Linked DNA regions of Mus musculus: regions 1, 2, 3 and 5 are each linked to region 4. Evidence: chromatin loops called from intact Hi-C (ENCODE). Cell type or tissue: heart. All regions are shown on one strand.

Region 1 (5,000 bases), 630 kb before region 4:
TGTAGCCTGGCCACTTATAACAGTGGGTCCCTCCAAATGCGGCTCACACAGGTGACGCAGGGAGGCAAAGCAAGTGGGGCCCTGCAGCTGCTCCACAGGGCTTCCTGGCTATGGGAATTCCTATGACTGCATCTCTATTTAAGGAAAAAGTTCAACTTGCAAAACACAAGCATAGTATACCTTAGGCTGAACCAACACTGGGCTGAGGAGTGGGGTACACCTACCCAATACTGAAACACGAGGAAGCTCAAGAAAGCAGGATGAAGAGAGCCTCCCAGCATCTAGGGGACTCCACCCACCTCTACGTAGATCCAAAGAACCCCCATCATTTTGTATGCAACACTGGAAACTGTTAAGATATCTGTGCTTAAATGCAAATTAATATGTTCTAAAGCAAAACGATAGTGACTGTATAATATAGTCTAATTACCCTTTATACAAAATGCCCAGTAATTTCTAATATATTATTTTACTTACACTGGTTTATAATTTTCTTTTCTTAAGAAAAGGCATAAAGGTAAAATCAGATGGAAAGTAATTATATTCTGTGAATACTTATTTAACCCCTAAGATGTTCATTCTGCTCTTAGTATGTATCTTCTCCATAGAGGTTCATGAGCATAAATTTCTAATTAGAGAGATAAAACTGCATTGAGAAGGTACAAAGTGTCCATATCTCTTATAAACATCCTCTTTCCTACTTTACAACGAGCTGCAAGAGATCACCACTAGGTGGCAGTGGTGTTACACTAATGCTCAGTCCTGCCTTGGGAAGATGGTGACCTTTTTTCTGTTATGTAAATCCTTGTCTGCGCTTTATGGATAGCGTGAGGGAACTGTCATAAAGGTGATAAAACCTCGGCTGGGTGTGGTGACGCACACCTTTAATCCCAGCACTTGGGAAGCAGAGGCAGGCAGATCTCTGAGTTCGAGGCCAGCCTGGTCTACATAGCAAGTTCCAGGTTTGTCAGTACTACACACGGGCCTGTTTTTAAAAAGAAAAACTCTCCTTCTAATTCTGAATTAAATTCTTCTTTATCAAACGCCCCTACTTATTTCTAAGAATAATCCTTTTTCCCACACATGACATTTTGATGTAACCGCTTTCCCATGTGGCCACCATGATAAAGCTGTTTTGATGGGGGCATGTTGATGGGGCCTAAAATTAACTACTGAACACTGTCAACTTTTTAACTAGTAACTCATGTGCTAAACAGATGACTCCGCACCTTTCCTGGCCCTCAGTAAACCTGGCACTCACCATGCTCCCAGGTCTAGTTCAGGGCTACGGAGGGGTTTGGGGTCACTGGGGTGGCCAAGAACAGGACAGAAAAGAATGAAGTGCAACGGAGACGATGGACAGACCACACACAGCACCGGGAGTCACATGCTACCATTCATATGGATGTCAGGAAGAGCCAGTCCTCTTTGTGTGTGTGTGTGTGTGTGTGTGTGTGTGTGTGTGTGTGTGTGTGTGTGTGTGTGTGATTTCTGGAATTTTAGTCATGTATTTCAATATTCTCAAGGTTTCTAGTTCTTCCCCAAGAGAATATCTAGGTCCTGATGACACAGGGATACTCATTTAGACATCTGCCAGCTCTCTGAATTCAGAGTCACATGGACTAATTTACACACAAATACACACACGGTGCCAGAAAATTCACTCAGAGATGATTTGCACGGGCAATATTTATACCCAAAAAAGATAAGCCAGTTTGTTTTGTTTTTAAGTAATGTAATTTCAAACACACACACACACACACACACACACACACACACACACACACACACACGGCACACATCCCACAATAGAAACGCATTTGATTGTCCTCTGTATTTAAGATGGGACAGAGGAAGAATCAGAGATGGAAGTCTGAGCAAATTACTGGATTAAGCTGCAGTAAACCCACCCAGGCCCCCACCACAGAGTGTAGATTGTTGACAGCAACATGTTCCCTTACCTGGATCCATCCCTGGTGGACTGGTACGTTTTATGTCAGCTTGTCATGAGAGTCTCCCAAGAGGAAAATCTCAATTGAGGAAAAGCTTCCATAAGATCTGGCTATAAGCAAGCCTGTAGGGCATTTTCTTAATTAGTGATTGATGGGAAAGGTCCAGCCTACTGTGGGTAGTGGCCTCCCTGGACTGTGGTCCTGGGTTCTATAAGAAAGCAGGCTGAGCAAGCCATGGGGAGAAAGTCAGTAAGCGGCCCCCCTCCATGGCCTCTGTGTCAGCTCCTGCCTCCAGGTTCCTGCCTTGAATTAGTTCCTGTCCTGACTTTTTCTTCAGCGATGGACTAAGACATGGTTCTCAACCCATGAGCTGAGTCTCCTTTGGATGCTTGAATGACCCTCTCACAGGGGTCACCTAAGACCGTCGGAAAACATATCTACAATTCATAACAGCAATGAGAATCATGTTATGGCTGGGGCTCACCACATGGGGAGCTGTATTACAGGGTTGCAGCATTAGGAAGGTTGGGAGCCATTGGACCACGATGTTAAAGCATCAAGCGAATAAACACTTTCCTCCTTAGCTGGCCTGTGGTCACGCCGTTTCTTTACAGCAATAGAAATCCTAACGCGGACAGCCGTCTTCTGCCACTCCCACTTGGGGACCTTTGCCTACTACTCCATCACTGTCCAGAGGAAACTTAGCCCCTGTGCTACTTCTCTACAGTGGCCTCATCTCCAGCTTTACAGCCACGCAGTCATTTTGTTAACGGACAGAGGTGCAGAATTCTGACCCCAGCTGGCTGTGGAGACCTTGAGCGAATCGATGACTCTGAACCTGGACCTTCTCTTCTTACGGATAATATCAACAACCACCACCACTAGCACATGGAGGTGCTGCTGAGTCCTAAGTGTGTTTCCTTGGTCTCTGCATCCTGAGCACACACTGCTGTCCTGACAGCGCAGAACCCTTTCTTGGGTCTTCGACAATCATTCCCTCTCCATCCACTTTCCTTCCTCTTCGTAAGTATTATCCAAAATAAAGTAAAAACCTTGACACTGCCCCATGTTGCAAGCCAATGCTCCCTTCTATCCCAGCAAGCCTAGGAAAGGCAGATGCTCCGCTGTCCTGTCTGTCACCTGTCACCTCACAGCACAAGTGTGCTGTGACTGCTCGCTGTCCTCTCCACTTTAAGGGAATACTCTTCATTGGCCATTTCCAATTATAGCCTGTGTGCAAATCTAAGTGAACTCCCTCCACGACAGCTCCAATCATCTCCTCTAAATATCTATGCATGCACAACTCCCAAAATAAGTTCCTGGCTTTACTCATAATTTTCACTGTCTGCACACCACCACCTGGCACTGCTGGCCCACCTTAGACTCAACAAGCACTTTTTATCCCATGTACTGTAGGTCTCAGGCTAGCAGAAAGCGCAGGCTTCAGAAGGTCTCAACTCTAATTCCAAGCTTCCTGTAACTAGGCAGGTACCTTCTGTGGACAATCCTCCTGCAGCCATTTTGCTCTTCTGCCCGGGGACCTCGCTTGTCAGCAACACCATCATCTCCCTAAGCACACAAGTCCTGGAACTTGCAAACAACCTTTCATCTTCCTTGCCCTCTGTGCCTTAAAATGCCATCAAAATGTCGCCTGCCAAAAGATGCCGCAATGTGTGTAGCTTCATTGTTTCTGGTCTAGTGAGGAAACTCCCCTGTGACCAGAAGCCAGGGAAGGGTCTCCTGAGGACACCAGAGCGCAAGCTCGCCACACACCACCGACACTAACCCTCAAACAGGCCACGCTCCCTCTCCGGTTGGACCCACATGTCTGGAATGAGTCTACTCTTAATTTTTTATTGAAATTTCATTTGGAATTGATACATAAAAAAGTATACCTTTTATAAGGTGTTTCAATACATGTACACATGTGTAAAGTTTAAGTCGGACTAAGCCACCTAGCACCACAAACACCTTCACAGTGAGAACGTATGCTCTCCCTCCAGCTCGGCAAGCTAGGAAGCACGCAGTCCTTCTCCGTGTCACCTGACTACGCAATGGCGTGCCAGGATTTCTGACTCTCCTCTAACTGTTTAACCACTTGATCAACCCTCCTCCCACCCCGTGTCCCCTCTGAGACACCCCAGGCTCTGGTAGCCATTGTTCTTCTGAGATCGACCCTTAGATCCGCACACCGCGCAGTCCTGCAGCATTTGCTCTCCGTGCCCAGCTGATTTTGCATAAATAAGACACCGATCCATCTGTGGGCTACAAACGGCAGGGCTGTTTGTGGCTGACTGTATTCCACTGTATCCTTCCTTGTACCACTCGACTTGTAATAAACTGGGGGGCGGGGGGGCGCAATTGGGGGAGGGAGCTCAAACACAATTTTACTAAAGGTTGGCAATAACCAAGGATCGGCAAGAAAGCATGTGGTCATCATGACAACCAAAATACCTAGTCCTCCGTGCCTATAAGCCCAAAGAGGGATGCTAATGGCTTTTTGTCTCAGGCTGTCCAGGAGAGGTAGACCAGATGTTCCCCTAGAAGCAAGAAGTGTCAGAAGCACAGGGCCACCACATTCAAGGTCTACATGCAAATCCTAGAAAAAAAAAAAAAAACTTCTCTTGCTCCCCCACTCCCCACTGTGCTGGTATAAACAGGAATGGCCCCCAGAGACTCATCTATTCGAATGCATGGTCCAGAGGGAGTGTCATTATTAAGAGCCTTGTTGAAGGTGATGTGGCCTTGTTAGAGGAAATGTGGCAATGTGGGGGCGGGTTTTGAGGTCTCCTGTGCTCAAGCTATGCCCAGTATGGCACACAGTCCCTTCTGCTGCAGATCAAGATATAGGATTCTTAGCTCCCTCTCCAGCACCATGTCTGCATGCATGCTGCCATGCTTCTCTCAGTGATGATCATGAACTAAACCTCTGAAACTGTAAGCCAGCCCCCAATTAAATGTTTTCTTCATAAGACTTGCTGTGGTCATGGTGTCTCTTCAGAGCAATAGAAACCCTAGCTAAGATACTATCTATAGCCTGTCCTCATA
Region 2 (5,000 bases), 73 kb before region 4:
GCTCAGACACCCTCCAAAAGAGAGCTGAGGAGAACTGCTTTCTCTCTACTTGGCAACTACCCGAGGCTTGGCCTCTGAAAGCCAGACACGGTTTCTAAATGTTCACAGCAACTGATAAAATAAACACCGGCAGACTGTCATCCAGGGCCTTAGCAAACCAGATTCTGTCATCTCCCTCTGTCTCCTCACACCCTCTCTTCAGAGTATTCTGAGGCAAATCCCAGGCATCTTTTCTTTCATTCACGAGTATTTCCAAATTTGACTCTAGAAGCAAGGTGTCTTCAATGATGAGACTAACTCAGAGAGTTTGAGAACTCTAACCCAAGGGAAAGCCACTCAGTGGAATGTGGCATAGATGAGAGGGCACCAGGCTGGCCCAGAAGTTCAAGTTCCCAAGAACATGAAGGGACCGGAAGAAGAGAGAATGATAAACAGACACCAGGAAGATTCCTGAAGGTGACAGCTTGAGAGCAGCCACATGCTACTCTGCACCAGTCTTCCCGTTCCGAACTCTTCCCACCAGAACCACAATCTACACGTGTGTGGCCCAGGTGTGCCTGAAGGTAGAAAGAATCTTACCATTCATTTCTACCCCAAGACAGCACAGACTATAGTAAACAGCTCACCACAGAAGGGGTTAGACACCCAACAGCCACAGCCACAGCCACAGCCACACTGTCCCTCCTGCATTGTCACTACCCACAATACCCCACTCAGAAGAGTTCCTAAAGGACAGCAATTGCGCTTGAATCCCTCTCTATGTGCATAGGCCAGGGCCTCTAGACCTCGGCAGTACTCAGTGAATCAGAAGGCCGGTGGGTCTTTGATGTGGGTGATTAAGAAGCTGCAGACACGGTACCCTGGATGCTGTGGCAGTCCTAGCAAAGATGTCTGCGGACATTGCCAACTGTCCTTTGGAGGCAAAGTCGCCCATCCTTAATCAGCCTCTACTCTATATTTATAGTAAGTACACTTGTGTACTTGTAGCTTTAAAAAAAATAGAATTGCTTTATTCTATATAGAGAATATATTTATATTGAGAATTTTTAAGGACTGGAACCCAAGCTCTTCTGACGAACACTCACTTGCTCATTAAGGTCATTATAAACCAAGCCAGGCCCTGACAGCACCCTCCCTCATCTGGAAAGGGGAGGGGACCACTGCCAAGTTCTAGGCGTGCTGAAGTCTCAGGCTGGTGGGTCTATATTCTAACAAGGAGACACTGCTTAGACACTGTTGCTTCTCAGTCTAGCACAGTGGTTCTCACCCTTCCTAATACCGAGACCCTTTATCACAGATCCTCACATTGTAGTGATACCAACCATAAAATTATTTTCATTGCTACCTCATAACTGCTACTACCACACACACACAAAGGGGTTTGAACCCACGGATTGAAAACAACTGCTGTAACATCTATTATGTTGTAGGAAGCAAGCTGAACTGTTCCACTGACTTGAGATGGGTGCACAGAACTAAATCTTCTGTGTTGACATCACTGTGGAGGCTGTAGGTCATCTCACAGGTGAGACCCAATCCAGGAGCTAGAAGAAGGAATACCCCTTGAGGAGATTTGGGGAGTCATTTTCCACCCAACATCACACAAACCTTTGGGGTTTTACTTTAGATGCCTGTATGCATCTCCATCCTCTCCCTGTCTCTTCTCTAAGAGAGAGAGAAGCTCACTATTGTTTTTTAACCTAAAAATTAGATGATGACTAAATTTTTCTCCCTCTCCAGAAGCCAAGAGGGATTCTAGCCTTTCTCACAGATTCCTTGAGTAGAAGCCATAGAATTCCTTCCTCTGTTACTTTACTTTGCTATTCAGAGGCTCCACACCCAAGGGTAATTTCTTCTGTTGTATCCACACCTATCTAACTTGGATGTTTGTTTGAAAAAGAAAGGTGGAGACCATCCACATTTAGTCTGTGAGATGCTGGCCTCTCGTGGGGACTTCATGTCCCGGGACAGGATGGACTCATTTTATCACGGAGCTGAGCTCATTACAGGCAGGAAGTAACCAAGGGACTCTGTTGACATTAGCAGACTAGAGGTCCTATCAGACCTTCGTGGCAGATTCCTTGGATTTTAACACAATTATGTTCCATGAAGTATTTACTGAATCAATGCTTTCTCATCTGTGTGGCCCCAATATTGGTTTATTAACACTCTGAGATTTGTAGTGGCCCAGGGCCAAACACTGGGCATTTTGTTTTCTGTGTCTAGGGCTTTCTAAGTTACAGGGACTTGAATCCAGGTTACACGTGGTGAGTTGCAAGGCGGTTCTGCCAATCTAGACAGTCACCAGGGGTGCGTAGCACGCTTGCTGTCTACCTGGGCTGGATGCAGGGAGTAATATGGACTGATAGATTAATAGAACAGACATGAGGTCAGGGAGACCCTAAGGCAGACAGATCTCTCCCCTTTCACTTCATCTGGACCAACACAACCACCCCACCCCACCCCCCTATCTATGAGCCAGGAAGCTTATATAGGCCCAGCACCTAACAGTTTCATTTCAGCTATCCCTGACTTGTTTAGGCTACGATTAGAGATGTGCTGTGGTCTCGCACACTCCCCTACCAGGAGAGGAGAAGTTTCTTTAGTTTATATTAGCACTCTAAACAGCAGGGCCTTAAGCCAGTTTATAGTTTAGGAGTGGGGGATTCTGTCTTTCAGACTACAGGCATATCCCTTGATCAGTCCACTTGTGAATAGGGCTAGGAGACAACCATAGTCTCTTAGACCTCGGGTTCTTCACCTTCGTGTGTCCTGTGGATAAGGCTAGAAGGGAATAGGGCGCTTTCAGGAATAAACACAGCAGAGATTTCTGGGGTATCAGGGGAAAATAATGAGACCAAGAGCACAGGCAGGGATGAGAAGAGCTAGTCAGACACTGGGCACGGATTGCGGGGTGTTTTGTCAGGTCAAACTGACTGCCTCTTCAGTTGACTAGAATATGCCTCTTGGGTAGAGGCTGGAGACTCAGGAGAATAAAGAGACTGTCCCAGTCTTGGGCGATGGAAATGGAAGCCACTAAGATTTCTTCAGGCCCCCCATTGGCTGGCCTCCTGGACAGCTGGAGTAAGTTAAACCCCAAGGACTTAGAAAGAAAACTTTAAACTTTCTCTCAGCTTGTGTGAGGTGTAAATACCCTCTGGGGGATGGTGAACCGTGTCCCCCCAGGGAGGGTGCTTAATTATAATACCATAATTCAATTACAGCCTTTCTAAGGGAAGGAAATAAACAAGAGGGAAAGGTCCCTGAAATTTCCTATGTCCAAGGTTTCTCTTACCTCAGGACCACCCAGAACTCATTATAAACAACAAACCCCTGCAGGGTGGACTTGCAGACCCTATCGAACAGGAATGCCAAATGGCTCCAACGACATGGCTGTGAGAAAGACCTCGTCCATGCTGAGAAAGACTTTCCAATGCGCTGCTCTCAGGTCACCCGTGCTCTCTAAGTGAGCCTCACAAATTCACTGGTCCCCCAGTGAGCTTTGCTGAAACTGAACTTTGGTTTGTCATTGGGACCTTATGGAGAGGGGATAGATGTGGCTTAATCCCCCTGGGAGAAAACTCTCACAACAGGCAGTCAATGTATTTGCAGGTGTTATTAGGTTGCCATGGTATTAAGAAACTAGTAAGATGTTGGGGTGTAAACCTGAAAATATTTTTAGTAAATAAAGATTTGTATATGAAAATTAAGATGGCTGGATTTTTATTTTCTCAGAATGGGAAAGAAAATTGAACAGCTTATACAAGTTACAAGGGTCTAAGTAAATTATTTAAAAGTTATGCAAAAGGGGAAACAAAGAATATATATGTGTGTGTATATTTATTTTATATATGCATTTATTTATATATGTATATTTTATATATATGTGTAAATATATGTGTGTGTGTGTGTGTGTGTGTGTGTGTGTGTGTGTATGTGTGTGTGTATACAATTTCTAAGGACAAACTTTAGAACACTAATACCAAGCCTCTGCTTAAGTGGAGTTGTCACAAGTTATTAATCTACTCTATCTAACAGGTTTGGGTACTGGCTTAGAAAATGTATGTCTAATCAAGATTTACTTTAAAATGTTACACTTCTACTGAAGCTTTATCTAAATATTACACAGAAGTTAAAAGCGCCAGACTGTGATGTCACAACATGCCTTTAATCTCAGCATTCGGGAGGCAGAGGTTGGCAGATTTCTGAGTTCAAGGCCAGCAAGGTCTGCAGAGTGAGTTCCAGGACAGCCAGGATTACAAAGAAAAACCCTGTCTTGGAAAAAAAAAAAAAAAGTACAATACTACTGAAACTGATCTTTTGTGCACCCAATAACCATACTCAGAGGTCTATCACCGACGTGTTCAGGGAGATGAAAAGGGAGAAAATTTTTACCCACTTAACTTCCCAGCTCAAGTAAATCGCAGGAGGCTATGGTGTCCTTCTATACTCGCCGTGGGAAGTCACCTGTTCTCTCCCTCAGGAGGCTGTGGCGTCTCCACTAGAAGGACTCTCGCTAGTTGTCAACACACGAACACCCTTTTCCCAACACTTCAAAGCATTGGTCAGCCAAGTGCTTTGGTTTCCCCTCACATGGAGGTAAAAGGCAGACTAGAGAAGCCAGAAGTTCTCTCCTGCTCAAGGGAGACTTCCTGAGGAGGACCAGACCCTCACCTGGCCTTGAAAGTGATTAATTTTGGCCACCTACAACCAGCAGAAAAATCTAGCCAAGGTTAAGGAGATCAGTGTCCAGGCTAGGTACCTGGGTACAGTTGCCATACCTGTGAGACATGACAGCTTATAACTGCTCCAGACCCAAGGGATCCAACTCCCTCTTCTGCCCTCCATGAGCACTGGGTGTACACGTGGTGCACATACATGCAGGCAAGACACAGACATCTTTTTAAAACAATCAATATGTTAATATGTTCAAATGTCAAAGGCCTGCAGTCCTCACACATAGGCTTAACCATGTCAAGTGTTATCTGGACGACTAGTTC
Region 3 (5,000 bases), 630 kb before region 4:
ATAAAAGACTCGCCAGCAGGCCCTCTCCTGGCCCGTGGAAATCAGACTGGTGTGATTAAGAAAGCCCAGCTGTGTCCCCTGCAGACTTCTTTCTGGCATGCATGCATGCATGCAGGCAGGCAGGCAGGCAGGCAGGAGTCACTACAGCAAGCATTTACAGGATCCAGTGTCTCTGAAGCCTCCAGAGACTATGGATCAAGTCAAGAGAGCCAATGACTCTTATTAACTTTCCATGTAACTTGAGGTAAGCCAGGCTCATTCCTTCCCAGCTGGACCTCAAGACACATCTTGGGCATCTTCAAGATGTGGAGCTGGGCCCTTACCTAGCATTAGGTGCCATCCCAGATACCGGATGGGAGAGCGGGAAATGGTATCATGTTAGGGGCTGCAAAGCTCTTCTAGGCCATGTGGGTGTTGCTATCACATACTGTTTGTTCTGTCTGCGGCATTTGGGGACCTCAGACCGAACTTCGGCAGAACGAAACCCATTTCAATAGCATCCCATTACAGTCCTTTTCTCAGCATCCGGCGTGTCTCCCTCTCCTACAGATTCCTCTTCCAAAGTCTAGAATAGGTTGCATTTTTCCACTGCCACATTTTTAACCTTGCCTTTAAGAATGGTCTTTTCCTTCCCTGCCCTCCGCCACCCCCACTGCTCTTCATTCTTTCCCGCTCCTCTTCTTTCACTTGGCTGTGATCTTTCCTCTTCCACCTTTTTCCTGTCACTGTTAGGCTCTGACTCACAGTCCATACCACTGCTCTTCAGGCACCAAGCCAATCTTTCTGAAGCTCTCGTCCAGAAAGCTGTGTCAAGCCCCACCCACCAGGTCTCTCTGTAGAATGGAGATGATCCTTAGCCAGGAGTGTCCACCGGGGATGGTGGGTGGTGACACCGAATCTGAATTTTCTGCCTTACTCAATTAAACAGACACGCTTGGCCAGCGATGGGAAAGCTCTCCACTCATCAAATGACCCGGCAGGTTTCGGTCCACCTTCATTCGGAATTGTTCTTGTAAGAAACTGTCTCTTCTGTTTTGGCTTTTGGTTTTCTGAGAGAGTGTTTTACCCATCTCAGGCTGGCCTGGAAGTCACTATGTGGCTCAAGCTAGCCTCAAACTGTAGCAATTTTCCTGTCTCCGCCTTCTGAGTGCTTCAATTCAAAGTGGGAAGCCACCACATCCAACTCTGAGAAACTTTCCCTAACTGTACATTCTACAGGACTGTAGATCAAGAATGTGAAGAGTTTAAATTAATGAGCTGAAGAGGCTAGTCTTGGCTTGGGGACAGTATGCATATATGAAGAGTATAACTGATCAGTGAACAATATGTACGTCGGGGACAGGACAGGATGGGACCACACAGCATGAATACACAAGAGGGAAGGGCAGGGACCAATGGAGGCGAAGGTCTGAGGCCATGATGAGTTACAGGGAGATCGGAAAGGTTAGGGGCAAAATCAAAGGGGTCAGAAAGAAAGCAAGGAAAACAGTTACAAGGAAATAAAGGTTTGCTTTGGCCCAAAGCTCTGTGATGGACAGCTCACAGCTAATGGCTGGGCCTACTTTCCCACACAACAGAGTTAGGTAGGGGTCTTCATGTTTGGGTGATTTCTACATTCAGTCACAAACAGTTGGTTGGCACATAGTTGACCCCACCTCCCCCAAAAATAAATACTTGCTTAATAAACAAAACATCAAGCTTTACCCTTGCTAACTAGGGCTGATTAACAAACAGCGAAGCTGCTCTCAGCCTTAGCACTTACATATCAACTACTAAACCACACTCAGCCACTCTCCGCTGTTTCAGGTCATCAACCAAGTCCACTGGCCCATCCTTTAGGCTGCCCTAGAATCCTGGCCGATACACCATACCCCGGACATAAGAGGGTCCAAATAAAAGTATGGAGATGCTAGAAACGTATGAGCAGACTGGAAACATTACACGGGGGTCACTAAGAAGCCTTCATAAAGGAAAAAGAGACACAGTGGGGTCGAGCTAGAAATGGCTAAGAAAGAGCCAGGGACCTCCTGGTTACTTACAAGTCTATGTAATGGTTCCATACAAAGCTATGGTTACTTATAAATTCTATGAACTGAAAGGGGGTGGGGGAATGAAAAGATGAAGAGCTCAGCCTTGAATAGGTGACAAAGGCAACCCACAGGCAGAGACAACAGCCATCCCGGCCCACCACGGCTTCATGCTTTCATCGCTTTTACAAAGGCAAGGTTCTGATGAAATACTACACGTAAATCGGGAAGGGAAGAGTGCCATGCTAAAACATATAGGCAAGGAAGACTGGAAAGGCCTCAGTACCCTAAAAACTGTCTTAAAACACAGCTCCACTGTAACCACACATCAGCAAACAAAGCTTAACTACTCACGATTATGAGTTTACGATATTAAACTAATAGTATGTTTTTAATTTTTCCAAAATCCATATTTAAAACTACTGGTTTTACACAGGTTTCTTAGCTCTCGACACGCTCTCATTCCTTCAAAGTTCCAGTAGAGAGGTTTCTGGGAAAGGCAGAAGATTATGAGGTTCAACAAAATCAGAGATCAAAGTTGAACCACTTACAAGTGGTGAAGCAGATACAAGAATGAGGACTGACTTAGTGCAGCCACACAGTGGCAGTGTGGACAGCTGAAAGCCAGCCCACTAGAACAGACGATCCCCGAAGGACTCAATACCTCACAGCACCAGGTACCTCTCGTGCCGGAGCAAGGAACTAGGTGAAAGTCTGATTTAGGGGATAGGGGAGTTTTGGGATAGCATTTGAAATGTAAATGAAGAAAATATCTAATAATATATATATATACATATATGTATATGTATATATATAAAGAAAGAACGAACCTCTGTCTTCCTCCTCCCTCACCAGCACCCGCCCTCCCCACTCCTCTTTTCTTCAGCTCTGCTTTGCCCCAAATGTCTGTCTCCCACAGCAGAACAAGGCTGGGGGCTTATTCTGGAGAGAGCTGAATGGAGAGAGTCTAGAATAAAAGACTCAGAAGTAACTAGAGGCAGAGGAGTAGTGCTGTGTAAGTGTGAATAAGCCAGTACCCTGGACTTGCTATATAACAAACCTTCAAGATGACGGTAGCCAGGATTGCAATTTGCTATTGGAAAGCCCTTTGGGACCTGACAAAGCCAAGGGCGGAGATGTCAGGGGTTGTCAAGGAAAAGCCTAGTCAGGTTATAGAATGAAACACCTGCACCTCAAACAGCTTCAGAGGTCCAGCTTCAGGGGTGGTGGTTCTACAAGTAAGTGTGTGTGTGTGTGTGTGTGTGTGTGTGTGTGTGTAGGTCCAGCTTCAGGGGTGGTGGTTCTACAAGTAAGTGTGTGTGTGTGTGTGTGTGTGTGTGTGTGTGTGGTGTGTTTAGTGTGTCTGTCTGTGTTTACTTCTCTATGCGTCTGTGTGTGTGTCTGTGTTTATTTCTCTATGCGTCTGTGTGTGTGTCTGTGTGTGTAGTGTGTATGTGTCTGTGTGTTTCTGTGTGTAGCATGTGTGTCTGTGTGTGAAGTGTGTGTCTCTCTGTGTGTGTATAATGTGTGTGTGTAGTGTGTCTGTAGTGTGTGTGTCTGTGTGTATGTCTCTGTGTGTGTAGTGTGTGTATAGTGTGTAGTGTCTGTGTGTGTGTGTGGGTGTGTGTCTGTGGGTTCCATATCCATTGAGTCAACTGACCACAAGTTGAAAATACTCTGGGGGGGAAAAAAAGCATTTTTAACTGAACTTAAAATGGCCACTCTTTTGTCACTGTTCCCTAAACAGCCACTACTCACATACCATTCATTAACACCCCGTGATAGATATGAGTAATGAAGAGATGGTCAAAAGCTCATAAAAGGGAGTGCCTGGGTTAACATTCTATAACATTCACATTTTATAACATACATTTGATCTTCTGCAGACCACTTTTTTTTTCCTTTGCATCCTTTAGGGAGCATTAAAACCAAGCCCACATAGATGCTGAAGTATGATAACCATCGCAGGAAGCCCTGTGTGCACACACACAAATGTTTGTATATTTACCCAAAGGGAAGTGAAAATACAATAGAAAGGTTGCAAAATAAAGTCAAGAACTCTCCTAGGAAGCACAATGAAAAGGGAAACATGCTAGAAAATGGGGAGTTGGGGAGAGACTGGGAAGGAACACGCAATGACAAATCCAGGAGGGCCAACGTCCAAACAATGGTAATACCACACAGAATAAGGAGAACAAACAGAAGGAAGAAATAACTCAAGATGATTTCCCAGAACTGAGCCCTGAATGGGGAGAAGCCCACACAGTGGATGAAAATAAACCCACACTGTGAATTCTGCTGTGAAGTTACAGATCCCTGAGGAGCAGAGAAGATCCTGAACGCTTCCAGAGAGGAGGATGGGGGAGGCGCTCCGTGGCTTCACACAGCCAGCCTGCACTGGCTTTCTCCGTGCTGGGAGCTAGACAGCAGCAGAGAGTGGCTTCAGGGTTGCTACAGTGCTCTGAGCAGAGGCAGCTTCCCACTGAGCAGGGTTTTGTTTGTTTGTTTTCCTTGTCTAACAGCATGCTTTCCACTTCCTGCTTTCTTCTCCTTCTTTACTGGCATGCATCCTGACGACAAGTTCTTTCAAGCTTAAACCCATTTGAGAGAAAAGTCAGTGTAAGAGGAAATGTTATCTTCAAACATGGAAGCCCACAGTACACGGCTCCCTCTTACCAGAGGCTCAAGCCATTGAGCCTCAGTAGGTTTGGCATTCTTCCTTTCCCAGATAATTCCTTCAACTCCATCTCCAATAGGCTCCCACCTTAAAAATCCTATTAGGAACATCCTCTCCCAGGAAGACAGCAAGCTTGTCCAGTGTGTAAATCCCACAGAGCCTTGAAGGCTATGCAGTACATTGTATCTCTATAACCGAGAAGAGAAAGAGCTGGCAGGACCGGAGAGACCGAGCAGTTCACTTCATCAATAAGATACATATTAGTTACTTTCTAATGCTGTGATCAAACACCTGAT
Region 4 (5,000 bases):
AGGCTTCACTTGACTGCTGAGAACAAGTGACCAGGTCATTGGCATCAAGACGCAAAAGTTCTAAATGGAAATGAACAGCTCACCAGCCCTCTTCCCTCCCCCTTCGCCCCCTAAGTCACGTGGTGATCTGTGTAGGTGGCTAAGGAAAATCAAACCAGAGCTTGGGTTTCAGATTCAAATCCTGACCTGGATGTCAAACATCATCCCTTCTCAGGAGGACAGCTCAGGCTCAGAATCTTCACCTAGTAACAAAGGAAAATGTTTCTAGATTTCAAAACAGCAATGTGACTTTTACTCCCAGAGTTGGGGACAGCACAATTGGTGATGTCTGAGCCTGTATCTAGGGACTAAGGGCACAAGAACAAACAGAATTTAAAGTTCACATTGAAAAACAGTGAATAAGCCAAGATTTGAAAACAATTATATAATAATAAATAAAAGGTCACCAAATTCACTGTTCTTGCAGGTCACTTGAGTTACTGAAAACTAACTCTCTCTCTCCCCCTCCCCCTCCCCCTCCCCCTCCCCTCCCCCTTCCCCTCTCCAGAGGCAATGTGGAAAAGGTTACTAGGATGACCTTCTGTGGGTAACCTGGAGGGTGGGCGTGCCTGAAACCCTGTACTTGAACTCAGCAGCCCAGCGGGAGACTGTTTCAAAAGTGCCTGGAGTGGCGAAAGAGCCTGGGAGCTAGGCAGAAAGTGAACGAAGTTATTTCAAGCATTCCAAAAACAGCAGCTTATGAAACCATTTTGGTTTCACAAATGTTTCATTCTTGTGCTCACTCGTGTCCTCATGTTCCCCAACACCCATTCTGGAAAAGGAAAGGGAGGGTGCTGTTGGTCTAGTGTTTGCCTAGCGTGCAAGAAGCCCTAGGTCTGACCCCCAGCATTGCCTATAAACTGATGTGCCTAAATGTGGTGGCATTGCACTGTCACCCCAGCACCCTGAAGCCCGAGGAAAGAGGATCAGAGAGGTTCGAGGTCACCCGCAGCTACATAGATCACCTTGGGAGAGTCTCAAAATAAAATAAAATAAAAAAAAAAAAATGAAGAGCGAAGAGTGGGTAGAAAGGCGGGAAAAGGTTGGAAGGCCTGGCTGGACTCCCAGGAGTTCTGGCTGACTGCACAAACCCTCAGGCCTCATGGTACACACCTGCCGTGACAGGTAGACCCACAGCTCTTTAAGAGCCACCCACCCACCCTCGTACCTCTCTCCCCAAGAACGCCTTAATGACCCCCGCACATCTGGGCTAACGACTCAGAAAGTCAACTCTTCAGGCATCTCAGAGCCGTGCAGATCCCCGGGTCTGACTTTCCCCAGATGTCGTGCCTCAGTTTAAAGATAACCCAGGTGAATCTAGAGCTTTAGGAAGCCTGAGTCTGAGGATTACTGACTTCAACAGGGCTTCACTTACTCTCCGAGTCGCTGAAGCCGCTGCTGTCGCTGACGCTGGCGCTGCTGCGCCGCTTCATGCGCTCTAGGTGCTCCTCATAGTGGAAGTGGCGCTCGTGGAAGGGCGACGCGAAGTCGGCCAGCACCGCGTCGAACTCGCACAGCACGTCGGTCAGGTCTGCAGCGGCCGCGGAGTCCATGGCCGGGGCTAGGGGAGGGAGGGCACAGAGGGCATCTGGAGGGGCGGCCAGCGTTCCCTAGAACTCCACTCTGCCTTTGCCAGTGACAGCCACGCAGTCAGTTACTCCGTAACCTCCCAACCACCCTCTAAAGCGCCTGTCACCAGACACGGAGGAGAAGAAGCCTCCGTGGGTTGAGCTGAAAGTCTGGAAGTCACCTAGCCCACCCCACGCGCTTTCCTACTGTTGCCCACGCTCGCTCCCTGGAGCGCGTGGCGGCGGGAAGTCTGAGTCAGCAGGCACCCGTTACGTGTCAGACTCCGGTTCCTTGTCCCGCGTGGAAAACCAAACTAAACCTGCATCGGACGAGCGATCCGGAGACGGGATGCCAGGGTGATGGAGGACAGAAGGGTGGGCAGTGGAAGAAGACCTTAGCGACCTCTGTTCTCTCGCCCCTACTTGCAGGCTCCAGCTCTCAGGGGCCCCGGAGCTGAGAGTGTAGCTTAGCGTGGACGCAGTCCCTGGCTTCGATCCCGGGGCGCAGAGGTGGAGAAGACACCTCCAAATAGGCACTCACCTGCGGCCGCGACCGCCGCGGGACTGCTCTGCGCTGAGGGCGGCTTCATGGAGAAGTTGCTCAGTGACACGCGTAGCAGAGATGCTGCGAGGTGTTGGCCCTGGTGGCTGCCGCCTGCACTGCAGTCTGCTCCGGTGCCTCTGCCTTGCTCCTTGCCGAGCCTGAGCGCTAGCTACTCGCCTGAGCCGCGCCACCCGCCGGCTACTCCGTCTTATAGCCACCGGCAGGGGCGGGGCGGGGCGGGGCTGCTGAGTAAGTCCCAGACGACCTAGGGGACGCCCCTGTCCCTCCACCCCCTACTCCCGGCACCGCCCTAGCCACGCGCTGGCCTCTGAAGAACCGCAGTGACGGGTGTCGCCGGAGTCCAGGATACCGCCCCAAATATTTACCCGCCGCTTTCTCTACCACCCTGACAACCCGACCCAAGGAAGTGTCTTTGCGGGCATCAGAGTTCTCCAAGAGTTTACCCTGTTTCCCGCCTTCTGGCTGAGCCTCCTTGAGCCTCATCTATGAAATGGAACTGCACATGCAGAAAGCCTCCTTGTTTGCTGCAAAAATAAAGGAGCCAAGGGCCTCAGTAGCCTCTGCAAAGAACCAGTCCTCCATCTGACTTTTCTCAAGGAATTTATAAGGTTGTGCGTGGACAGAGTGGACAGCTGAGGGCAGTGGGTTGAGGTGAATGCAGTCTTCAATTGAGATGATCTTTGAGCGCAGAGTACCACATGGACAGATGCATTCTGGTATAGGGTCCGTATGATTGAGCGTCCATCCTTAGCACAGCCCAGTAGAATTCCTGCCTCAGGTGACCAACAGCCCTTTGCCCCAGGTAGTTATTAAACGTAAAATAAGAGGCCTGCTGGTGGCCTGCGCCTATAGTCCCAGCCCTAAGGAGGATGGTAGAAGGGGGTCTAGGCAAGAGAGTGGAGATTTGAGGACTACTGCATGAAAAGAAAAGAAAAAAAACCCTACATAGTACAATCCTGTCTGTAAAGAGTTTACTGTGCACGCATGAAGATCCAAGTTCAAGCCCCAAAATCCACATTAAAAAATCCAAACTAGATGGACACCACTTATAATCCCAGCCCTGAGAGGCAAAGGCTGGCAAATCCCTGGGACTCCCCAGCCAATCCCAAAGTGAGAACTCCAAGTCAATGAAAAGCTGTATCTTAAAAATGGAGGTGGGCAGTGCCCAGGGAATCGATCACATTTGCGGTTGACCTCTGATCTTGTCCGGCACAACATACGCCTTGTGTGCATATATGCACATGCTACACACACACATACCACACACACACCACACACACACATACACACACACACACACACACACACACACACACACACACACACCACTAAATTAATGTAAAGTAAGGGGCTAGCTGGGGCCTGGGAATATGATTTAGCAATAAAGTGCTTGCCTAGCATGGGTGAGCCCTGAGTCTGAAGGCTCATCCTCAGACCTGCAAAAGAAAATAAATAAATAAATGTAAAACAATCAAAATTGAATAAAGTGAAAGTTTTCAGTCCAGACACCAGACACTTTCTTAACTACACCAGACACTTCCTTAGCTATACTAGACACTTTCAAGTGATCAACGGCCATCATCACAGAATCTTTGGATGGTGTTATGTGAGGACATCTTTCCCCAGTGACTCCAGCCTTCCTAGGTGTCAGAATGTGGCATGCACCAGGTCACTCCTGACAGCCACCCCTGAATAATATAATCATTGCCAGTGGTCGGCAGGTGTGAAAACTGGAATAGAGCAGCTAAGGGGCTTGCCTACCCCTTAGTGGTTTAATAGAAGGCAGGCCTGTCTCTTTTCAGCACCACTTTGAAGTTAGCCACACCCTGCCTCCCTAGGGTGAAGAAGAACTAAGCAGTCAAGGGTGGCACTGAGCCCCAGAGCAGATAAGCCAACAGCAGCAACCAATCTGGGAGGAGCAGCCAAAAAAAAAAAAAAAAAAAAAAAAGATGCCAATTACCTGTTCAGTTAGTGCGTGGAACACAATTCATTTGTCCACAGTTCACCTGGTGTGAAATTGGGTTGCCCCCAGCCCATCCTTACACACATCTCAGTGCAAAGGCCTCACTCAGTGCTGCACATGTGTTGATTTCTTCCCTAGAACCAGGTAAAGGTTTAAACCCTTGTTCTCCAGAGCCTTCTGGCTGGGCTCCATATCCTAGGGCCTTTTATGCCCCCCCCCCCCACCTGACAGTGGTGACAGAGATAGTCAATGACCTCAGTGTTCAGGTGCAACCCGTCCCTCAGGAGGCACGGGGAGCTGTATCCTTCATCTCCTCACTGAGACTTACCTAACTTCCAGGTTTCAAAAGCTCATTCAGTCATTCAGTCTCTGGCTGCAATGGCCTCAAGAAAAAGACTTGATGTCTCCTTTAATTTCCAACAGGAAAGTCAGGACTTCTAGTGCTGTAAAGACCCGATCTTTATTTTAACCGGTCTCTCCCGTAGATATGCTTTGCTATCATATAATAAAATATCACAGGCTAGGTAATTTGTGAATCACGGAGATTTCTTCCCCACTGTTCCGAAGGCCAGGCGGCCCAAGATCAAGACTCCCACCCAGTGCTGTCTGGTGAGGGCTTGCTGATTGCTCACAGGGCGAAAGGAAGGAAAGAGCAAACGGCGCCCCCTTCAAGCCCTTTGGTAACCCTTACTTCCATCTGGGAGAGCTCTATTCTGGTGACAGCCAGTTCACAAAGGCCCCGCTGTTTGACAGGATCAAACTTGCAATGAGATTGTAATGTTCAGGCCACCCCAAGGTCTGACATAGTCAGACCATAGCCACCTCTTCTCTGCACACTGCTGGCCACTCTTTTCATGAAACTTGT
Region 5 (5,000 bases), 180 kb before region 4:
GATTTGTAGGATAAATAAATAGGGTTGGGCCGCTGGTTAAAACAGTAATTCTCCTTATGCATTTGAAGAAAAAAAGCTATTATCTATGTGTTTGCAGGTTCATTGTGGAATCAAAAGTTGTGCAAGATGAAGGCACACATTTGTATCTTAGCAAAAACAAAAAAACCATACCAGGGTGTTGTAGCACACCTCTACTCCCAGGACTTAAGAGGTAGAAAGATGGTCTGGAATTCCAGGCCAGATTCAGCTACATAGTAAGTTTGAGGCTAGCCTGGGCTACATGAGATTATGTCTCAGAAGGAAAAAAAAAAAAGACAGAATGTAAGATGATGTTTAATAGGAACATTGATTTAGTTAACACTAACTTAAGCTATAAATGGTAATTTCCTGTCTCATAGAACCAGGAAATCCCAGAGTAAAAGTGTCCAGCTCATAGCTAGGAGTCAGCACGCATGAGAGCTGTTCTTCCTCAGGGCTAGCTCCTTTCTCACATACTCACCATCAAGTGGCACCACGGCTCTTATGAGGCTTTATCGTTGCCAGGATAAAATTTGCCAACTTTTTCTTTGCTGTTCTGAATACATTTGCATTTAGTGAGCTTCACCCAGTTTTTCTTTTTGATGCATAGTTGTATGTAGCCCAGGCTAGCCTCAAACTGGCTATCTATCCAAGAAAGACCTACTTGATCCTCTTATTTCTGTGTCCAAGTATTGGGATTACAGGCATATACCACCACATCTTGTTTCTGCTATACTGAGAATCAGACCCTTCATACATCTTACATATATATATATATATATATATATATATATATATATATACATATAAACCATACATACATACACATATGGCTTTATACATGCCAGACACTCTATCAGCTGATCACAGAATGAGCTACTTAAAGCTGAGTAATTCTCATTGCATTTTATTTTAGGAGTGAAGATTAAGCTGCTAAACTCAATACATTCTTCATTGCTGGTGTGGGTTGGGCAATGTTCCCATAAAGAACACTCTCCTATACCCCTCCTGGAAAATCTTATACTTACATAGGCCTTGTGTTAACCCAAAGGAAAAGCACTATGCTCGATTGAAAACCATCTCCTTAACCACACTGAATTCCTATTGATGAAAATGTACCACCAGAAACTGCGGTGTCCTGGCCTGGCTTGGAGGGGCCCATAGTGTGGAGGAACTGTCTCGTGGCTAACAGGATCTACTATTGCAATGGTTGTTCTTCCCCTATAGCTTCTGGATTGGTGGTGGGAGTAAGCTGGGTTTGTTGTAAAAGTATGACAGGAATTAGTTAACCATTCTGAAAATAGCTCACTTCTCGCCAATGCCCAACTCCACGACAGATGCCTGATGCTTGCATGCATGGATGATGTGTGGCAAATAGAAGTATATTTTAATATTTATTTATGTATGTGATTTTTTCCCTAAAACTCCAATAGAATGTCCTTTAAAAATAGATCTCGAATTTTCTCCTCCAAGTTTATCACTACATGTTCTGATCTTCTCTAAATGTGAGGGGAATCTGTTTGCACTGACATGCCTTGAATGAGAACGGGGCACGGGGTCACGTTATTAGGAGTCAAATTCTGTTTAGGATTTCTGCCCTTTGGGAATTTAACCGTTTTGATTTTGGTTTGCTTTGGTTTGTTTGTTTGTTTTTTTTTTTTTTTACCTTCATAAACACTGTGTTTATGAAGTCTTTTTAATTTCTCTCTGTGTTACATGTGATACCTGTGCCTATGTGTCTCTTTTTCATTAACTGCTTGAAAGTAAAATGTACATATCCTTTAGTTCTACATACCGGAGTATTTCCTCCCCAGGCACATGGCATGGCCTCCATCCAGACCTCAAGCTCAGGAATGTGAGATTGATACAGTGTAGAAGCCTTGTCCCCAGACCGTATTCAGCTCCAGTGCCCAGTGAGAACAGGAAGGAGTTGAAGAGCGGCCTCTTTGGTGTCTTTCTGTCTCATCAGTTCCTCATTTTGCTGGCTTTCATAACTGGTTCTCTGTGGTATTTTGAAGACCACAACCTGTTGTTTTGTAAAACATCCTTTGATTCGGGACCCAGAGTACGAATTTTTGGCAGGAAAGTCACTGACAACATGGCTCCGTTCAGTGTGCCCTATCCGGCACGGAGAACTGGTCCACCGATGGTGAGGTGGAGGTGTTCTCTCCGATGGGATTCACCTGGAGCGAGCGCTATTTCCCATTATGATTAGGATGGGTGTTTGTGGCGTGTGTTCCAAACCTGTCAATATTCATCCATTGTTTTGGCATTCTCTGCGTGTACGAATACAGTGATGGTTGCCAAGTGGTGATGTCTTACTCCACCACTCCTCCTGTCCACACTGGTTGGCATGCTAAGTTAGAAAGGCCCTCCCTCCCTCCTCTGTCTGTATGATGGCCCCTTGGCTGTTAGCCCCAGGTAACAGGTGTATGGCTACCCTTATTTGCCTTGCTGCTCTAGTTATCCCTGACTCTTAAGTCAGCATTTGAATACAAAGGGGGCATCTGTAAACTTACTTTCACTTAGCTGCAGGTTCGCCAGCTTCTCCATGGGGTATTCTCACACACCCCATTCCAGAGCTGTGTTCATGGAGTGCATCTTGATAAGGCAACATTCTGGAGAAGTTCCCCAAATAGGATTCTTATCCATACACAAACCAGTGAAATCCAGAGAATCACAGAATATTCTTTCATTTACAGCATTAGAAAAAAAGCCTAAGGAATTGGTGGTAATATGGCTACTACCACATATGTTGAACATTATTCTTAATTATAATAGTATTTCTTTTATGAACAGCACCACAAGAAAAACATCCATTCTCACCTTGATGTTTCTTGAAGAGACACTTGGAAATATTTTTGCCTCTAAGCATAGGCTAAAGCCTAAAATAATATAATAACCTTTAAAATGTCATTTTACCCTTATTTATCTTGTTATATTTAAGCACTAACTTCTAAATCACTCCCAATTTATACTTAACTAAAATTATTCTGCTGACCACAAGAGGGTGTCAGCGAGCTTAAAACAGAACTGCCTCAGCCTAGTCAATGTTAGAATTCCATCTCCTGAGCAGTTCCTGTCAGTTTAGTCTTGCAGAACTGTAGTTAAAAAGACAGACATGGGGAGGGGTCCAGTGATCCCTCTGTCCTTTCATCGGCATGACCGCATTGGGTGCCTCTCTTTGTCTGCTCTCACTAATATCCAGGCTCCTTGGTTACGTGATTAGGATGGGTGGCTGACCCTGGCTTGTCAGGGCACACCTAAGGACGGCAGCATTATGACAGTCACAGAGGGATAAAAAGAAAGGGTGTCTGTCACCCACAACAAATTGACTCCAGAAAGAGGGGAGAATGAGTGGTTCCAGCAGCTTCTGAAGTCATTTTACTCTGGTGACATTTTTCATAGCTGAACTACCATGTGCCTCTTGCCTCCTATTAAAACTCTACCCTCTGTCAAGGCCCCTCAAGGTAGACTTGGAGAAGTTGATAGATTTCCTTGTCTTCATCCCAGTATTGCCACATTGAATAATGCCTGTTTTCTGCTTTTACTATTAGTATGGCTTCTTTAGTTAGCTTATTGAGGACAATTGACCAAACCTGGCTTGTTGGGTACACAAGCCATGACCCTTAAGTGCAATAACGCTCGTCCTTTATAGCCGGGTCATTTTGAGCTGCTTAGCCCCTCCCTGGCCTGCTTCTTTCCCTCGGAAGCATGCTATCTTTTTTGTGGGAGGTGCATGTATGCACACATAGAGGCCAGAGGTCAAGGTGAGCAGCTCTTATTTAACCTGGAGCTCACTGATTCAGCTAGACAGCCAAGCCAGCAGCTCCAGAGACTATCCTGTGCTGGGATTACAGATGTGCACCAATCGCCCATGGGTTCTAGGGGACTGAACTTAGGCTTCATGGCAAGCACGTCACCAACCGAGCCATCATCCGAGCCCCTGAAGTGTGCAACCTCTGAATAAGCTGTCTCTGCTAATGTCACCCTCCCAAAAGAATGACAATTAAAAAACAGTCAGTTGGCTATCTGCACTAGAAGAGTTTTGACCCTCAAAGGAAAGTCTTGTATGAGAAGCATTGTATGAGGTGGCATAACCTGAAAGATGGGACACAGTGTGGGTCCTGTTGAAGCCACAGGTACAGAGAAATGTCCTCCAGCCTGTAATCCAGGAAGGAGGTCCTCGTTCCTGAACCGTTAGCACGTCTCCCTGAGGACTCATGCCACCTCTTAGGACTTAATTTCTTTTTCTATAAAATCGGGTATATTATAATCTTAGCAGGGATATACAAAGAACCCCTGTCTCAAAAAATCCAGAAACCAAAAACCAAAACGAAAAAGAAAAAGTAAGAAAGGAAGGAAGGAAGAGAGAGAGAGAAAGATCATGATAGCCACTACTTTCGGTATGTGCTTCTCTTTCCATTTTGAGGTTTAAGTAATTTGGCCACAGTTGCTGTGCTAGTGAAGAACAGAGCTGTAATTTCAGCCTGGTTCTCTCTGCTGTAGAAGCCTATGGGTCAGTCCCTTTCCTGTTGCTGTGGCAAAATGTCTGACAAGGGCTCATTTGTGCTCGAAGTTCAGCGGAATTCAGGTTAGTGGTAAGGAAGTCGCAGCAGCAAGAACATATGGCTGCCCCATTCTGTCCCCTGTAGGAGGGAGGGAGGGAAGGCTGCACTCAGCCAGCTTTCTCCTGAGACATCAGCCATGGGATGCCCACAGCTCACATTCAGGGCAGGTCTTCCCACTTCACATAACCAAATCTAGAAAGTCCCTCGCAGACACACCCAGAGGTTTGCCTCCTGGATCAGCGATTCTAGATCACTGGTTCTCAACCTGTGTGTCAGGACCCTCTTAGGGGTCACATATCAGATATCCTGCATATTATATATTTACATTACAATTCAGAACAGTAGCAAAATTACAGTTATGAAAAGGCAATGAGATAATTGTTTTCCATTGGTTGGGGGTCACTACACCAT

What was found. Hi-C counts contacts between places; a loop is a spot of excess contacts. Peaks named below come from ENCODE experiments on the same cell type or tissue, not always from the same donor. Only the 100,000 strongest peaks of a DNase experiment are listed, where the experiment ranks them.
Region 1: a loop joins it to region 4, with 2.3 times the contacts of the local background. A loop is called at or near these places in 8 of 42 quality-filtered maps.
Region 2: it touches region 4 in a loop (4-fold over the local background); 3 of 42 quality-filtered maps call a loop at or near these places.
Region 3: it touches region 4 in a loop (1.8-fold over the local background); 8 of 42 quality-filtered maps call a loop at or near these places.
Region 5: it touches region 4 in a loop (3-fold over the local background); 19 of 42 quality-filtered maps call a loop at or near these places.

Annotation. Positions count from the first base shown.
Region 1 is chr14:78,667,731-78,672,730 of GRCm38, forward strand. All of the region lies in intron 2 of Dgkh (diacylglycerol kinase, eta), which reads right to left. Among named protein-coding and RNA genes, the nearest start is that of Gm30716, 19 kb to the left of the region's middle. In heart, a CTCF peak has its summit at 2,445; a DNase peak (open chromatin) is centred at 791.
Region 2 is chr14:79,226,185-79,231,184 of GRCm38, forward strand. All of the region lies in intron 1 of Zfp957 (zinc finger protein 957), which reads right to left. Among named protein-coding and RNA genes, the nearest start is that of Zfp957, 19 kb to the right of the region's middle. In heart, a CTCF peak has its summit at 1,947; a DNase peak (open chromatin) is centred at 1,977; H3K4me3 peaks cover 72 bases; H3K27ac peaks cover 79 bases; H3K27me3 peaks cover 3,424 bases.
Region 3 is chr14:78,674,017-78,679,016 of GRCm38, forward strand. All of the region lies in intron 2 of Dgkh (diacylglycerol kinase, eta), which reads right to left. Among named protein-coding and RNA genes, the nearest start is that of Gm30716, 26 kb to the left of the region's middle. In heart, a CTCF peak has its summit at 2,620; a DNase peak (open chromatin) is centred at 785; H3K4me3 peaks cover 480 bases; H3K27ac peaks cover 630 bases.
Region 4 is chr14:79,299,301-79,304,300 of GRCm38, forward strand. Rgcc (regulator of cell cycle) reads right to left here and starts at 2,335. Exons shown (of 5, transcript NM_025427.2): 1 at 2,149-2,335; 2 at 1,415-1,600. The coding sequence starts at 2,197. In heart, CTCF peaks have their summits at 2,260 and 2,465; DNase peaks (open chromatin) are centred at 133 and 2,361; H3K4me3 peaks cover 2,155 bases; H3K27ac peaks cover 1,658 bases; H3K27me3 peaks cover 2,195 bases.
Region 5 is chr14:79,121,705-79,126,704 of GRCm38, forward strand. All of the region lies in intron 37 of Vwa8 (von Willebrand factor A domain containing 8), which reads left to right. The region is part of intron 1 of Gm30970 (a long non-coding RNA gene); the gene reads right to left. Among named protein-coding and RNA genes, the nearest start is that of Gm30970, 11 kb to the right of the region's middle. In heart, a CTCF peak has its summit at 3,027 (motif pointing right); a DNase peak (open chromatin) is centred at 3,287.